Regions from separate parts of the Homo sapiens genome. Here region 1 is linked to region 2. Evidence: chromatin loops called from intact Hi-C (ENCODE). Cell type or tissue: PC-9. All regions are shown on one strand. Links, peaks and the distances in the headings refer to the core of each region. The heading gives the core; the rest is flanking DNA. Region 1 overlaps KIFC3 (kinesin family member C3). Region 2 overlaps DRC7 (dynein regulatory complex subunit 7).

Region 1 (7,527 bases), core at 5,028-7,527, 63 kb after region 2:
TTTAATAAGTAAAAATGGCTAAGCTTCCAAAAGTTCTTAAATAGGATTTCAGAGGGAAGAAAATTCGAGAGACCAGCGAGCCAGGCAGGTGAGCGAGCAGCAGAATCCCCCACCCGCTGGCTGCCTCTGCCAGCCATAAACACAGCACGGCCCCGTGGCGGGAGGCCATGCGCCTCCGCACACCCCCCAGCTGCGGGAACCCTCCTTGAAGGAGAGGGGCGGGGAGGGCTGCCATTGGTGCCACCAACCCACCCCAGTCCCCATGGTTCTTGGGTCTGCCCAGAGGCTCCTCGCCCACCCCCTAAGGAGGGGGCTGGCCAGCTCTGCAAGCTGAGGAGAGGGGCCGAGAAAGCCTGGGTGAGAGGCCCACCCTCCTCCACACTCCCGCCCTCCTCACGGGGCCCAGTTCGCTGATGGCCCAGGCCTGCCAGGAAGAGCAGCCACCCCCGCCTTTCCGCCCATGCAATTTGCACTCAGAGCCACAGCCGAGAGACACCGTTTCCTTCTGAACATGTTTCTCATCTTTGAGGGGAGACGGGGCAGAAGAAGAGCCTCCACTCTCGCCTCTACCTCCGGGGGTCCTGGCGCTGCAGCAGGGACAGGCCAGTGAGGGCCCAGCTTCAGGCCCAGCGGGGTCACATCCGTCACACAGGCAGTGGCCGCGACTTCCCTGCAGGGGCATGAGATCATCAGCCTCTTGTCCACTTGCCCACCGGCAGCCCACAGCAGTTGCCACCGAGAGCAGGAGGGAACCCAGCAAAAGCACATAGACAAGCGACAGCAGGGGCTAGACCCAGCTCTGAACAGCAGAACGTCCCAGCGCAGCCCTGCAACCCACTGCGGGCAGGCAGGCGGGCAGCCCTGGGCCACAGGCCCCACACTCACCTAGAGACTCTGCAGCCCCAGCCGTCAGGCTGAAATCAAAGTGACAGGCGTCTCACTGGTGGGCTTGCCTTGGGCCAGTACCCCACAAGACCCTGCTGCTGCTACCCCTTTGGACTCAAGGATGGGCCAGGCCCTCCCATGATCTGGGCTAAACAGGGGCTGGAGCCCTGGGTCCCGGTCCTGTGGCGGGGCTCACTCCTCACCTAGGAGGTAGGCAAGCCCGGCCCTTTCTACCCCCGGGGCAGCTGAGGCACAGGGAGGGGGCTGCAGGGGCTGCTCTGGAGGGGGCTTACTGCACAGGCTCAGCCAGCCCATGCTCAGAGAGCAGGGTCCCAGGGTAGAGTCAGCACCCCCGGCTGAGAGGCTGGGGTCTCCTTACACTGCCCCCTTCCCACAGACCTTCCATTTCCCACCTGCAGAACGGACACAGCACTGTCTGCCCTGACTACTGCCTGGGGGCAGGGGAGGTTGTAAAACAGGTTCTGGAGAAGGTGTAAGAACTTTTTAAAAAGGAAAGAAAAGAGAAAGCCCATCCAGGTAAGGGCAGCCTGGTGACTATTACCCTGGGGAGACTCCCCACCCACACTGCCACTCCAGGCTCACCCGAGGGCTGCAGCTTCCTCCGGATGGATCCAGGGCGGCTACTGGTCCCAGAGCTGGGGGCTGAGTGGGCCCGTGCCGAGGGCTGTGGCGTCTGACAAGCCGGCTCCCACTGTGAGCAGGGAAGGGCGGATGGGCGGGGGCCACGGCTGCCCTGGCTCCCCACCCTGCTGTGCTTCTCTCTACTCCCCTGCCCTGCCTCCTAACACCCAGTTTCCTCATCTGCAAAATGGGCATGATGTTTGTGCCCCAGCCTCAGTTATGGCAAGAATTAAATGAGATAATTCATGTAAAGAAGTCAACTAGTTACCACTGAGCATCTACTATGTGCCACCCCCACGGCCAGCTCGTCACCCCACAGGAACCTCCGAGGCCAAGAAGAAATACCTGTACTGAAGAGGCTGCTGGCTGTGGGTTCCAGCCGTAGCTCCACCCAACTCCGGCAGCTTCCCTGCCCCCACTGCTTCAGGACGTCCCCGCCCAGCTCCCTGCTCCTGCCATGACCCAAAGTCTCTGACCCAGGGCCACCTGAGCCAGGCCTGTGACAGTCCCCGTACCTCTAGATGCTCCTGGCTTGACCAGGACCCAAGCTCTGCCCTGCGTAGCCCAGGCCCCAGCTCCACAGAGCGCACCCTCTCAGCAAACTTGAGGGAATAGAGCGTCTCGCTAGTGTTCTTCTCCACGGGGGACACCTAGGGGACACGAGAGCTCACTGCCCACCCGGGCCAGCTGGAGGGGCAACAGGGTCACGAGAGGGAGCTCACAGCTGGGGCCGTCAGAAGGCTTCCTGGAGAGGCCTGAGGGATGGGGTGGGAGGGCAGGCAACATGGCAGAGGTGCTGTGGTCAAAGGTGGAGAGGAGGGACTGGGAGTTACACAGGGTGTGTGTGGCCAGGTCTAGGGGCGGGGAGGTCCATTTGCACAGCCTGGGGTGACTGGGTCTCACTGCTAGCGTAGCCCCTACATGCTAGGGACTGGCCCGCCCTAACCCAAGGTCCTCACCTGTACCACCATGAGGGTCTTGCTGTCACCACTAAGCGAATCCTGCAGCAGGTAGGTGAGCTTGGAGTTGCGGAAGGGCACGTGGCCCTGGCGGGAGCGCAGGGCAGCAATGACGTCCCCCAGAGCCGACAGCGACTTGTTGATGTGCTGCGCCTCCCGCAGGCGGCTGCCCTCGGCCCCCGACTTGCCCACGCGCTCCGAGCCAGCCAAGTCCACCAGGTTCAGCTTCCCTGCAGGGAAGGCACCCACCAGATCAGGCCTGCCCTGCCCCTTGGGGTTGTGGGGATCCTCAGGCCAGGCTGCCTGCCACTCTCACCCGTGGTGCGGAGGCCTGTGCTGCAGTCCACGCCTCGCACCGTCACGATGAGCAGCGCGTGCGAGCGGGAGCTGTGCTCGTTCAGGTTGGTGAACTCGGTCGTGCGATTAGTGTGGCCAAACTCAAACACCTGGGGGATTGGGAGGAGGGCAGAGGCACAGCGTTGAGAATGGGGTCCTCAGAGTCACCTGGCCCCAAGCACCCATGAGGAGTGGCACCACCCTCCGCAGTTTAGATGAGGAAACTGAGGCTCAGAGAGGCGTGCGGACTTGCCCAAGGGTGCGTGCTTAGGACACAGCAGAGCCTACATTCAAACCCAGTTGTGTCCTCTAGAGCAGTGTGGCTGTGGTCAGGGGCTCCCGCCTCCACACCTTGTTGATGTCGTCCACGCTCTGCACTTGGAACTCAGTCAGCCCTGGTACATACAGCTGCCCACTGCCGTCTGGGCACAGCCGGATCTCCAGTTTTTCCTGAGGCTCTTTCCCTAGCAGGTCCCTGGAGGGGCAGGTGAGACAGTCACCCCCTCCTCCCATTTCCAGCTGCTGTTTGCACTGCACCCAGCCCCCCAGCCAGGAATGTTCCCCCAACCCAGGAAGCCTTCTCCAGCCATCAGCTGAGTGCATCTCTCCTCCTCCAGCTCCTCCACCGCATTCAGCTGAAGACGTGGAGATCTCACTCCACAATACAATGAGCCCCTGTTGGCAGGGCCCCTAGCTGCCCACTCTCACCCATGGCCACCTGGTGTAGCCCACAGGTAGGGGCAAGGATTGCCTGGGTCTCAGAGAGAGCCCCTCCTCCCCCCAGAACCATCCAACCCACTGGGCTGAGTCAGGACTTGCAGCCAGGTCCCTTGACGGCCTCATCTGGTCCCTACACTCCCTTCACCTTGACGGCCTCATCTGGTCCCTACACTCCCTTCAGGAAGACCCCACTTCCTATCCCCCATTGCTCCAGCACCACCCCTGAGGATCCCAAAGCTGCCCCTGAGGCCTGCTCCCCACATACTGGGGGTCCCACCTGAGGACCTCGTTCCAGCACCACCCCGGAGGACCCCAAAGCTGCCCCTGAGGCCTGCTCCGCACACCCTGGGGCTCCCACCTGAGGACCTCATTGTAGATCTCCGCAGCGCTGACGGTGATGGTGTACTCCCAGTCAGACGCCTTCTCCTGCACCTCGGAGAAGAGCAGCTGCAGGGCCCGCTGGTTGATACCTGGGTTCTCAGCGGTCCCCTGGGGACAGAAGGAAAGGCCCCAGTAAGCCAGGCCTGTCCCCAAAGACGCTCGTGTGGTGTCTGTCCCCAAAGCCCCTTGACTACCCCTCACAAGCAAGCCTCCTTGCCCAAAGCTCTTACCTACCTGCCACTGTCCCCCAAAATGCCCTCCACCAGCTGCGGGCAACTGCACCTCTATTTCCCCACCATTAAAATGGCATCGCCCTGCCAGGACTACCCTGAGACTTATAGTGCAGCACTGGGATGAGGGGCCTGGCCCAGACCCCACACAGGGCAGCTGAGGGCCAGATGCATGCCTGGCCCTGTGGGGCCACCTGGGAGGGGCACTGGAAATGAATGACCCCGCCACTGCCCAGAAAGGCGCTCAGTCTCAGGGAGGCTGAGACCTGGGCTCTGTGGGTGGTAGAGAGGAGGCACAAGGAGGAGCGGGCCAGTGTCCTGGGGAAGGACGGGTGGGCCGGCCTTTCTAGAAGGAAACCTGGAGTCCCCACCCGGGACCTCGAGGCCCTGGGAGCCTGGCCCTCACCCCTCTTCTGATAGCACCTCTCACTCACTCTCTATTCCGGCCACAGGGGCCTCCTGGCTGGGCCTCAGGTGCCCCTGGCATGCTCTGGCCTCTTGGCCTCAGCCCTGCAGCTCCCTCTGCCCCGGGTACTCCTCTGACCGCCCCTTGGCCGGCTCCGTCATCTCCCTCAGGGAGGCTGCTCCCAAGATGCCCCCTCAGGGAGGCTGCTCCTTCGCCCAGCACCCCCAAATGCCCTGTCCCTCCCCCTAGTCAGTTCCGCATTCCTGGCTTTATTTTTCTCCCTGGCCTGACAGGACACTTGCTGATTTGTGTAGACCCTGCTGTCTCCCCACAGCCAGGTTGGCCCTGTGGGGAGGGCCCTCTGTGGGGGCAGGGACTGTTTGGGTCACAGCTGTGCCTGGCACGATGCCTGATACACCTTATGCATCAGCAGATACACTTGAGGATGAACGCTCTGATGTTCCTGGTGGTCACCTCAACACTAAGCAATCCCAAAGCAGAGCGGGGAGCCCAGAGGATGCCGCACACATCCCCTTCCTCCTCCTGCCTGGCCTGGCCTGCCCCCACTAACTAGTCTCACCAGTCCCAGAATCGAGGGAACAGCAGAGTCCAGATGGGAAATAAGAGGGCCGCCCAGCAGGCCTGGCTAGCCCCTTCCCCTGTCCAGACGCCACACCACCTGGCCTCCTCCTGACCTAGGGAATCAATCCCACAGCACCCCTCAGAGCCAGGGCTAGCTTTCCACTGCCCTCTGCCCACAGTCAAGATCCTTCCTAGTCTCAACGCCCCTCTCCCTGGCCTGCCACCTGCTCCACCACACCTGGGAGGGTGCCGGTGACGAGCAGGGAGAGGAAGCCTTGGCCTGGCCCCAGGGACCACCGGCAAGAGCTGGGCTCCCCACAACAGCCTTCATATGCCAGTCTTGCCCTGGGATCTCCTTGAGGACTGAGACCCGCCACTCATCCCAGATCCCCCAGGCCCGGCCCAAGGCAGCGGTAAAGCAGGAGTGTGCAGTGCACACTCAAGGTGAAATGCAGCCCTGGTCCTGAGAGAGGTCGGTGGCCTGCCCCAGACTCTGTCCCCAAGCCGAGATCCCTGTGATGATAGTCCCCCCTTGCCTCTCTCCCAGTCCTGCTGGGCCCATTGTGGGTGCCCTTGGGCAAGGGGGCCCCCTCTTAAGGCCTGGTGCCTCAGGGCTAACACAGATAACTACAGCCTCTGCTCCTGGGTTGTGAGGACCAAATGAGGCAAAACACACACTGCACAATACCCCAAGACCAATGAGGGAGCCCGCATTCCCTTCATGCTTCACTGTGAACCCCCACCCCATTGGGCAGCACCCACCTCCATCGTGTACGTCTTGCCGGCGCCCGTCTGGCCGTACGCAAAGATGCAGACATTGAAGCCATCAATGCAAGAGGTGACCAGGGCCTGCACCTCCTGGAACACCTGGGAGGGTGGTGGGAGGGAGGCTGGTGGGGGGGCTTCCAGGGCCGCTGGGACCACCAGCTACAAGTCCAGCCACCTCCCCAACCATGCTGTCCTTCAGCAACACCACATCACGTGTTACTGCAGTCACTCAGCTCACAATGATTCGTGACTCATGAGTCATACATTAGACAGTAGTGGGCAACCGGGCCGCCCAAAGACTGCAGGGAAGACAGGCCAGTGCCTGCTGCCCTTCCCCCAGCTCCTCCTGCTCTCTCTCAAAGAGTGCTCAGCACAAGGAAGGTGGAGGCCAGCACATGCCTGGGGCCTCTCTGGCCTGGGCCTGCCTGCCAGCCATCAGAGGATGGGGGCAAAGATAGAACCAGACATGAGAACAGGAGGGCACAGGCCTGGCAGGGCTGGCAGGTTGGTCTGGGCAGAGATAAGGGAAGAGTGGACACTGAGAACACATGGTTCTCATACAGCCTCAGGGGGTTGGGGGATTCCTAGGAAGGCCCAGGGGACTGATACAGGAGGGTATTCCCGGATGGGGAAGATGGGCAGGGTCATGAAGATGGATGGGGCCATGTGGGTGGCCATGGGGGTGGGAGGGGCTGTGATGGTGGGAGGGGCCTGAAAGTGGGTGAGGCCACATGGTGGGAAGATGGGAGGGGCCTGAGGGTGGGTGGGGCCATGCAGATGGGAGGAGCCACAGCATGAGGGTGGGATGGGCTGTGATGGTAGGAGGGGCCTTGGGAGTGGGCAGGGCCATGCAGTGGAAGGGGCCACCTGAATGGGAGGACCCAAAGCCATGGTGGTGGGAGGGGCTGTGGGTGAGGCCATGTGGTGGAAGGGGCTGTGGATATAGGAGGGGCCACATGGTGGGAGGAGCCACAGCTGAGAGAATGGAATGAGTTACGATAGTGGGAAGGGCCTCAAGGGTGGGCGGGGCCACACGGTAGAAGGGGCCTTGGGGACGGGAGGAACCACAGCCATGGGAGGGGATGGGCTGTGTCTGGATCTCTCCTTCCTAAGGAGGCTTTCAAGGGCTTCAGTCTTAACTTCCCACCCTCTTCTGTCCTCCAGAGGAAGGAGCAGGACCCTGGCTCCCCACTTCTGATTCCTGCACCCCCCACTCTTAACGCTTCTTCCTGCCCAGCGCCCCCGCTCCCTGTGAGTCCATCTTTCCCTCTCTCCCTTGCTTTCCCTTTCCCGCATGGGGCCACACTCACGTCCTGCTGCGAGGCCTGTGGGGAGAAGACCTTGTCCAGCTCGAAGGACACAGGCTTGCCCTTGTGCAGCAGGTGGATGATGGAGTCGTCGTCGGCATCGAAAGTCACAGCATTGGTGGCCTCAGGTCCTTCCCCATCCTCTTTGGTGACTGGCCGGACACGAGCAATCACTCGGATGTTCCCTGGATTGGTTGGGGATGGGGAAATGGGTCCAGGCCATGTCAAGACCAGTCTCCATTCTGGTCCACTGGTGTCCCAGGCAGACTAGTTGACCTAGGAGTCCCCTGACTTTTAAGCACAGCCCCCTA
Region 2 (9,985 bases), core at 1-2,500:
ATTGCCACTGCGCCACTGATGGCTGCCATGTGCCAGATCTGGGCATCACCTTCCCAGCCAAGGGCTGCTCTGCCACCCCAGGTCATGTGGGCCTGGCCTCCTGCATTTGCTCAGGCCTCTAGGGTCCCCCTGTGGATTCAAGGAAGGCCCCAAGCTTGATCTCACAAGTTCTTATTGCCTTGACCCCACTGGCACCATCTCTCTCCTTGCAGAAGTTCGTGAGCACAACCCTCCGGCCCACACTGATGCCCTACCCCGAGCTCTACAACTGGGACAGCTGTGCCCAGTTTGTCTCCGACTTCCTCACCATGGTGCCCCTGCCTGACCCTCTCAAGCCGGTAAGCACCACTCACAGGCTGCATGCCTGAGCCCACCAGGACTAAGATGGTGTGAGAAACAAACTCACCCATCCAAACCCAAAGAATGGACTTAGAGGCCGGGCGTGGTAGCTCATGCCTGTAATCCCAGCATTTTGGGAGGCCAAGGCGGGCAGATCACAAGGTCAGGAGTTTGAGACCAGCCTGACCAACATGGCGAAACCCCGTCTCTACTAAAAATACAAAAATTAGCAGGGCGTGGTGGCACATGCCTGTAATCCTAGCTACTGGGGAGGCTGAGGCAGGAGAATCGCTTGAACCTGGGAAGCGGAAGTTGCAGTGAGCCAAGATGGCACCACTGCACTCTAGCCTGAGTGATAAGAGCAAAACTCTCAAAAAACTCTCTCAAAAAAAAAAAAAAAAAAAAGAATGGACTTAGAGACCTGGAGAACAGCGAAAGTGAGACTTTTAATGATGGTCTTGCAAGATTGGGTGTCTGATAGGCAGACACACCCAGCATAGTTTTAACAAGCAGTTTATCCCCTAGTGCGCAGGTCCCTCCCCTGGTTCCTCACAGGCTGAGTACTATGGGGTCACAATCTTCCCAGACATCGCCTATTGATTGTTAGGCAGGGGCTTTAGGTGTTTTTTCTAGGGTTGTTTTGCAGCATTTTATTGCAACCCACAATGCATTGCAATCCTAGTTAGCTCAGGGGCTCTTTAAGTATTTGACTTATGACCTGAGTAGCTGGGCAGGCTGATAAGAACAGACAAAGCGAGCTATTTTGCAGACTAGTAAACTTTTATCTTAGGCTAAACTTTTTTGGTTTGAGTGAGGGCAACTAAGGCGGTAGGTAAGGGGGAGGAAGGAGAAGGCTGACAAACAGGCATTGGCTATTCAAGCAGGGGCCTAGTATATCCTGGGGTTTTTGTAGTTTGCTGACCTAAGCCTATTCAAGGCACTTTGCCTTGGAAACGGATCACTGTGTACATGATTTCCTTCAATGGGATGTCAGGCACGGTCTGGGAAAAGGAAGCTCAGCCAGGCTCAGGGTACAGCCTCTCAGGGCCCCTAAGGGCAAACAGGCCTAGAGAGAGACAGCCACTTGCCTGAGGACACACAGCAAGCCTGGGCTTCTGGTTCCCACCTCTTTTCTCCTTTGCATTCAGAGCTTCCCTGCCATGGCTTCAAGCGGTACAGGAAAGAGAGAGGGGAGGCCCGGCTGCCCGTGGCCCTAACCCCATCTTTGGGCTTCTGACCAAATTCGTCAGCTTCTCCTTCAGAATAGAGGGAGGGAGGAAGAAAGGGCAAGGTCAACAGTGGAGAACTGATAAAGGGAGGAGGAGGAAAGGTGGGTATCGAAGGAAGGGGGAGCATTGGAGCAAAACAGTAAACTTACCAGTCAGAGGGCATTAGATCAGACACTCCTACAGTCCAGAAGGTTTCCCCCTATCAGGAAGTCCATAGCCCCTTCAAATGACAGGCAAATGTGAATGGCATGGTGTCTGGTTGTCATTCCATTCTTAGCAGGCTCCCTGACCCCACAAGGGTTAGGGGCCCAAAGCAGGTCCAGCCTGTGCATTGGTCCTGGCTCCCCACCCTGACAGGTGGTGGGCTGTGACCGGTGGGGAGGACAGGCTGGGGCAGCGGGGCCCCAGCTGTGCTGACCGTCCCACTGTGACCAGCCCTCGCACCTGTACTCCTCGACCACTGTGCTCAAGTACCAGAAGGGGAACTGCTTTGACTTCAGTACGCTGCTCTGCTCCATGCTTATCGGCTCTGGCTATGATGCTTACTGCGTCAACGGCTACGGCTCGCTGGACCTGTGCCACATGGACCTGACGCGGGAGGTGTGCCCACTCACTGTGAAGCCCAAGGAGGTATGGTCGGGCTTGAGCTGCCCGGGTTTCCCAAAGGATGAACATTCCCGGTGCTGTCGTGCCATCCTTAGAGACGTCCATCACTGCCGCCTCATCCCCAGCCCTGGCCACGCGGACACAGATCCCTCACCACCAGCCCTTCCGCTGCCCTGGAGTTCATATTTCAAACCACCAGTGATTTATGTCCTCGGTGTCTTAACACATCCAGCCCAGTTTTCCAAGCTGGCTGTTCTTCTCTGTCTGTTGTAACTCAGTTTTCAGCTACTATGCTCCCTGCTTGGTAAATTTTATGAATGCCACATAGCTTATATCTTAAGTCAAACGATTCCAAATTTACCCTATGCATTTGATAAAAATCCAGCCAGCCATTTTTATATAAGAAAATAGGCCAGGTGCGGTGGCTCATGCCTGTAATCCCAGCACTTTGGGAGTCCAAGGCGAGCAAATCACTTGAGGTCAGGAGTTCGAGACCAGCCTGGCCAACATGGCGAAACCCTGTCTCTATCAAAAATACAAAAAAATTAGCCACGCATGGTGGCATGTGCCTGTAGTCCCAGTTACTCAGGAGGCTGAGACAGGAGAATCACTTGAAACCCGGGAGGCAAAGGCTGCAGTGAACTGAGATTGCGCCATTGCACTCCAGCCTGGGTGACAGAGCAAGACTCCATCTCAAAAAATAAATAAAAGAAATAAAAAATAACAGACAAGTGAACAGACATTTGGTTCTCAGTCCCACACTCCCGAGGTAAAAAGCCTGCTTTTTTTTTGAGACAGGGTCTCTTCCACTCTGTCACTCAAGCTGGAGTGCAGTGGCATGATCTCGGCCCACTGCAACCTCAACCTCCTGGACTCAAGCCGTCCTCCTGCCTCAGCCTCCCAAGTAGCTGAGACTACAGGCGAGTACCACCACGGCCAGCTAATTTTGTTTGTTTTTTATAGGTTCTCACTATGTTGTCCAGGCTGGTCGTGAACTCCTGGACTCAAGCAATCCTCCCGCCTCAGCCTTCCAAAGTGCTGGGATTATAGGCCTGAGCCACCGTGCCTGGCCCTCAAGGCCCCTTTTTAATAGCAAAAAAAAAAAAAAAAAAAAAAAAAATCACCAACTGTTCAGTGGCTGGTGGCTGTGTTTTTAGATCTGCTCATTAAGATCTCCATAAGGACCACAGGCTGCTACAGACACAAGAAATACTCTGGAATGAATATCAGAATCACAAATGCATCTCTTTACATTTAGAAAATAGTCATGCTACAGACAGAAAATGCTCTTCATGAGGTGGATTAATTCCAGGACTCTGGGATCAGGGTCAGGCTCCTGTGGGTGTCCGCAGCTTGGAGATGGGGATCCAGGGACCTGAGGCATCCAGCAGGATCACTGTGTACCTGGGTTATACCTGGGTGAGCACCCAGGGACCCCAGGGTGGGTGCTCTGGTGGGAGAAGGGCGAGACAGAAGGGGAAGCACAAGAAGAGCCTTGCTCTCTCAGGCCCACCTCCCCAAGAGAAGATGGAGCACGAGCTCCGCCATGGCTTTTGGCTTCAAAAGCCTCTGGCTGGGCACGGTGGCTCATTTTGGGAGGCTGTAATCTCAGCATTTTGGGAGGCTGAGGCAAGTGGACCACTTGAGCGCAGGAGTTCCAGACCAGCCTGGCCAACATGGCAAAACCCCGTCTCTACTAAAAATATAAAAATTAGCTGGGTGTGGTGGTGCATGCCTGTAAACCCAGCTACTCGGGAGGCTGAGCCAGGAGAATCGCTTGAACCTGCAAGGTGGAGGTTGCAGTGAGCTGAGATCGCACCATTGCACTCCAGCCTGGGCAACAGAGGGATACTCTGGCTCCAAAAAAAAAAAAAAAAAAAAAAAGCCTCTGAGCTCCCACCCGGGCATCTCAGCTCTCAGCTCAGCCAAAAGCTTAATGATTAACATTATATCAATAACAAACAGATGCAGAGAACTTTCGGGTTTAAAATCCGCTTTCATGTCCATTGTGCTTGTTGCTCCCCACGATGGCCCAGTGTGGTAGATATTGTCACTTTTATGTTACAGATGAGTATGTTGATGAAATCAAAAGGTAACATAATGTGGCCAAAGTCACACAGCAGGAAAATGGAGACTCAGGGAACTTGAAACGCTGGAGATTCACTATTTCTCCTTCATGACTATCACAGGCCCACCTCTGCAGCCTCTGCAGTGCTCTTTCCTGGGAATACTTCTTGCCACTTAGCACACATTTGTAGACACGCAAGCGTACACACACACACACACACACACACACACACGGTTTCTTCTCCTTCCTGGCCCAGCAAACTGTTAAAGTCAACATATGAGGCCCTCCGATGACAAGATCTGAAAAATCCAACTCCTGACAATTCTCCCCACTTCTGGATCAGACCCAGGTCATGGCTAGGATGGGTGGTGAGGATTGAAGAGGAGAAAGCCACACCTCCTGAGCTCCTGGCCCTGACAGGTACCTCCCTCGGGCATTTTTTCTGTCTTTACTTCTCAGAAAGAGGCTGGGGAGAAAGTTCCTATTATTCTCACACCATGAACCTGAGATTCAGAGAAGTGAGAGGACCTCCCAAGGTCATGGAGCTGGAGCTGCATTTAGAGCCAGAAAGGCCACAGGCTACAGGAGTAGCTGCCATCCCCCGGTCTGAGGGACTGGCTGGGCGGGTCTCACCTCTTGGAGTTGCACATGTAAAGGGGGGATGCAGGGCCACTGACCCTTCCTCTTCTTTTGGGTGACAGACCATCAAGAAGGAGGAAAAGGTGCTGCCTAAGAAGTATACCATCAAACCCCCCAGGGACCTGTGCAGCAGGTTTGAGCAGGAGCAAGAGGTGAAGAAGCAGCAGGAGATCAGAGCCCAGGAGAAGAAGCGGCTGAGGGAGGAGGAGGAGCGCCTCATGGTGGGTCCTCAGCCCTGAATCCCCTGGGCTCAGCTATCGAGAAAGGACTGCTAGGGATGGGAAAAGAGGCATAGGTCATGGAGGGGATGTGTGTATGGACCCCCCAACTAGGTCCACCTCACAATCACCCCCAACCTCTACCTGGCCCTGCAGGAATCTCCCACTGGTGGTCAGCCAGCTTCTCATGATGGACTCCTAACATCAGGGCACTGTACTGCCTGGGGCAGCCCATTCTATGCTAGGCAGCTCTGGTGTCCTCTTTGCTCTAGACTCTTACTGGGGATATACCTGCATACACCCTCCCATCCATTCATCCTCCCATCTCTCCTCCCATCCATCCTCCCATCTCCCCTCCCATCCATCCTCCCATTCGCCAATCCATCCATCCATCCATCCTCCCATCCATCCTCTGATCTCTCCTCCCATTCATCCTCCCATCTGTCCATCTCCCATCCATCCATCCTCCTACCCAACCTTCCATCCATCCATCCTCCCATCCACCCATCCTCCCATCCATCTGTCCTCCCACCCACCTCCCATCCATCCATCCTCCCAACCATCCATTCTCCCATCTCTCCTCCCATCCATCCTTCCATCCATCCATCCTCCCACCCATCCTCCCATCCATCCATCTTCCCATCCATCCATCCATCCTCCCATTTATCCTCCCATCCATCATCCTCCCATCCATCCATCCTCCCATCCACCCTCTGATCTCTCCTCCCATCCATCCTCCCATCCATCCATCCTCCCATCCATCCATCCTCCCATTTCTCCTCCCATCCATCCTCCCATCCATCCATCCTCCCATCTATCCACCCTCCTACCCACTTATTCTCCCATCCATCCATCATCCCACTCATCCTCCCATCCATCCATCCATTCTCCCATCCATCCTCTCATCCATCCATCCTCCCATCCATCCTTCCATCCATCCATCCTCCCACCATCCTCCCATCCATCCATCCTCCCACCATCCTCCCATCCATCCATCCTCCCATCCACCCATCCTCCCATCCATCCATCCTCCCATTTTGCCTCCCATCCATCCATCCTCCCATCCATCCATCCTCTCATCCATGCTTCCATCCATCCATTCTCCCATCTTCCCATCCACCCATCTTCCCATCCACCCATCCTCCCATCCTCTCATCCATCTATCCTCCCATCCACCCATCCTCCCATCCATCCATCCTCCCACCCACCCTCCCATCCGTCCATCCTCCCAACTATCCATCCTCCCATCCATTCTCCCATCCATCCTCCCACCATCCTCTGATCCAGCCATCCTTCCTTCCATTTCTCCTCCAACCCATCCTCCCATCTGTCCATCCTCCCATCCATCCACCCTCCTACCCACTGTTCTCCCATCCATCCATTGTCCCACTCATCCTCCCATCCATCCATCCTCCCATTTCTCCTCCCATCCATCCATCCTCCCATCCATCCGTCCTCTCATCCATGCTTCCATCCATCCATCCTCCCACCCTCCCATCCACCCATCCACCCATCCTCCCATCCTCCCATCCATCCATCCTCCCATCCACCCATCCTCCCATCCGTCCATCCTCCCACCCACCCCCCCATCCGTCCATCCTCCCATCCATTCTCCCATCCATCCTCTCACCATCCTCCGATCCATCCATCCTTCCTTCCATTTCTCCTCCAACCCATCCTCCCATCCGTCCATCCTCCCATCCATCCACCCTCCTACCCACTGTTCTCCCATCCATCCATTGTCTCACTCATCCTCCCATCCATCCATCCTCCCATCCACCCATCCTCCCATCCATCCATCCTCCCATCCACCCATCCTCCCATCCATCCATCCTCCCCTCTCTCCTCCCATGCATCCTCCTATCCATTTTTCCTGCCATCAGTCCTCTCATCCATCCTGCCAGCCATCCTCCTACCCATCTCCCATCTCTTCTTCCAACTCCACACTCCTATCCTTCCTCCAATCCTCTTTCCCCACTCCCTTCTTTCCTTTCCTTCCATAGAGTATTCCTTGAGCTTCTTTTCTGGTCCAGACCTATTTATACATAACAATGAACAACAAGACAGTCACAGTTCTCTCAGAGGGAGGCAGATAAGAAAGGTACTTGGTCTCCCATTTCCTTTCTGTGGATGAAACCTCACCCAAAGTCATAACATATAAAGCCGGTAACCCCCAGATGCCCAGTGCCCCAAAGAGTCCGATTTGTAAACCACAGATCTAGTCAGACTCTCCCATTGTTTTGATTTTACAAATGGGCTCAGTGGTTGGGTGATGGGAGGGGAGATGGGCCGTCACACTCCGGTTGATGGTGCAGTCTACATCAGAACTCAGCTCTCCTGCTGGTTCCCCAGCCCCAGGGAGATGTCTGGGCCCCTGACACTCCTCTTCCAGCCATCTGACTCGTAGTCACCCACCTTTCCTTGGCAGGAAGCGGAGAAGGCAAAGCCGGATGCCCTGCACGGCCTGCGGGTGCACTCCTGGGTCCTTGTGCTATCGGGGAAGCGCGAGGTGCCTGAGAACTTCTTCATCGACCCATTCACAGGACATAGCTACAGCACCCAGGATGAGCACTTCCTGGGCATCGAAAGCCTGTGGAACCACAAGAACTACTGGATCAACATGCAGGATTGCTGGAACTGCTGCAAGGTGCCTAGGGAGGGGGAGCTGGGTGGGTGTGGCAGGCACAGTGCAGGTGATAGGAATAGAGGGAAGCAATGGCAGCCAGACCTTGGGGAGAGCGAGACACCAGGCCACGAGGGCTTTGAACCTTCTCCATAGCTGCGTCTCCATGGCCCACTCCCTTGCCCATGAATAACCATTCTGATACGATTATTGTCTCTCCTGATTTGTGTATCCTTCTAAAGTGTGGATTGTTTGAATGCATTTTTTAAAAACTCTATATTGAAGTGTAACCTACATGCAGAAAAGTACACTCATCCCATGCATACATACAGTTCAGTGAAATCCCACAAATTTAACACACCTTGGTTTCCTACACCCAGACCAAGAAATAGAATATTGCCCAAACCCCACAAAGTCCCTTTGCACAATTACTATCTTCCTCCAAATGTATTTTTAACTCACGTATGTGGCACTGGTACACACACGCGCCTACAAGAGGGTACAGAGGAGGTCACAATCCTAAGTGTACATACCATTGAATTATCACACACTGAACACACCTGTGTAGCCAGGACCATTAGAAGCCCCCTCATGTCTCCTCCTGGCCACCAACCCTACCATCGTCCCCAGAGTTAAGCACTATCTTGACTTCTAACGACATCCATTAGTTTCATCTGTTTTTGGAGTTTACATCAGTTGAATCACACAGTGATTCAATACTCTTACTCTTGGATTCCTTCACTCATTATGTTTATGAAATTCATTGTGGTTTTTTGTGTGGTTTGTTCATTTTCATTTTTTATTACTTTCCATTATTTGAATACACCAGAACTTATTTGTCCTTTCTACAGTTGCACATTGAGACTGTGTCCAGTTTGGGACTATTTTGAATAATGCCGCCATGAATATTTGTATACATATATTTCAGTGAACACATACACACATTTCTGTTGGGTAACTACTGAGGGGTGGAATCGCTGAGTCACAGGGTGGGCACATACTCAGTTTTAGTAGATACTGCCCGATTTCTCAAGTGATTGCATCCATTTACACTCCCACCAGCAATGTATGAGGGTTCTCAGAGCTCCATCCACATCCTTGCCAATACTGGATACTTTCTTTTCCATTTTAGCTATTGTAGTGGACATGTAATGGTATTGCACTGTGGTTTTATTTAATGCAATTGATTTTTGGCTGAGTGTGGGGGCTCACACCTGTAATCCCAGCACTTTGGGAGGCTGAGGAGGGTGGATCATTTGAAGTCAGGAATTCAAGACCAGCCTGGCCAACATGGTGAAACCCCGTCTCTACTAAAAATACAAAAAATAGCCAAGTGTGGTGGTGGGCACCTGTAATCCCAGCTACTTGGGAGGCTGAGGCAGAAGAATTGCTTGAATCTGGGAGGCGGAGGTTGTAGTGAGCCTATATTGCGTCACTGCACTCCAGCCTGGGCGACAAAGCAAGACTCTGTCTCAAAAAAAAAAAAAAAAAGCAATTGCTTTTTGCAAACTGTTCACATATCCAGTAAGTTTTAAACCTGCTTATTCATTTTAAAAATTAATCTGTAAAGACTTTGGGGTTTTCTGCATATACAATCAGTTCTATAGCTGAATGATGGCCGTTTTGTTTCTTCATTTTTAATCCTTATACTTTTTCATTTCTTTTTCTTGTTTTATTTCTCTGGTTAGTACATCCAGTATAATGTCAAATTGAAGTGGGGATTCTGAACATCCTTGTCTCAGTCCTGATTCACAAGTAACGCCTTAGTATCATAACATTTCACTATTTGTGTGATGTTTATCTTGACTGTAGGGTTTTTATAGCTAGCTACCCTTTATTTAACTAAGGGATTTCTTTCTCAGTTCACTAGCAGGTTTTTTTTTAATCAAACAAAATTTGTTTATATCAAATGTTTTTTTCATCTATTAAATGATCATAATTTTTTCTTCTATTAAGTGGTAAATTAGACTGATTGTGTTCCCCCCTTTTTAAAATTGAGGTGTAATTGACATAACATAAATCCACTAAAGTGCACAAGTTAGTGGCTTTTAGTATATTTACAAGATTGTGCAACTATCACCACTATCTAATTCCAGAATTTTTTCATCACCCCAAAAGAAGATTTTTATTTTTGAGACAGGGTCTTCCTTTGTTGACCAGGCTGGAGTGCAGTGATGCAATCACGGCTCACTGCAACCTCTGGACTCAAGCAATTCTTCCACCTCAGCCTCCCGAGTAGCTGGGACTACAGACTGCAGGCATG

Evidence for each region. A loop is a pair of places that touch in the nucleus more often than their neighbours do. Peaks named below come from ENCODE experiments on the same cell type or tissue, not always from the same donor. Only the 100,000 strongest peaks of a DNase experiment are listed, where the experiment ranks them.
Region 1: a loop joins it to region 2, with 15 times the contacts of the local background. A loop is called at or near these places in 2 of 110 quality-filtered maps.

What each region holds. Positions count from the first base shown.
Region 1 is chr16:57,758,240-57,765,766 of GRCh38, forward strand. It overlaps KIFC3 (kinesin family member C3), which reads right to left. Exons shown (of 20, transcript NM_001130100.2): 11 at 7,220-7,401; 12 at 5,904-6,008; 13 at 3,901-4,031; 14 at 3,174-3,297; 15 at 2,803-2,932; 16 at 2,487-2,716; 17 at 2,043-2,177; 18 at 1,489-1,597; 19 at 886-914; 20 at 1-670. The coding sequence ends at 910. Among named protein-coding and RNA genes, the nearest start is that of MIR6772, 10 kb to the right of the region's middle. In PC-9, for the core only: no CTCF peak of the experiment used is centred there; DNase peaks (open chromatin) are centred at 6,212 and 6,766; H3K27ac peaks cover 545 bases.
Region 2 is chr16:57,699,933-57,709,917 of GRCh38, forward strand. DRC7 (dynein regulatory complex subunit 7) reads left to right here. Exons shown (of 19, transcript NM_001289162.2): 5 at 213-338; 6 at 2,004-2,198; 7 at 4,944-5,102; 8 at 7,528-7,746. Among named protein-coding and RNA genes, the nearest start is that of DRC7, 10 kb to the left of the region's middle. In PC-9, for the core only: no CTCF peak of the experiment used is centred there; no DNase peak of the experiment used is centred there.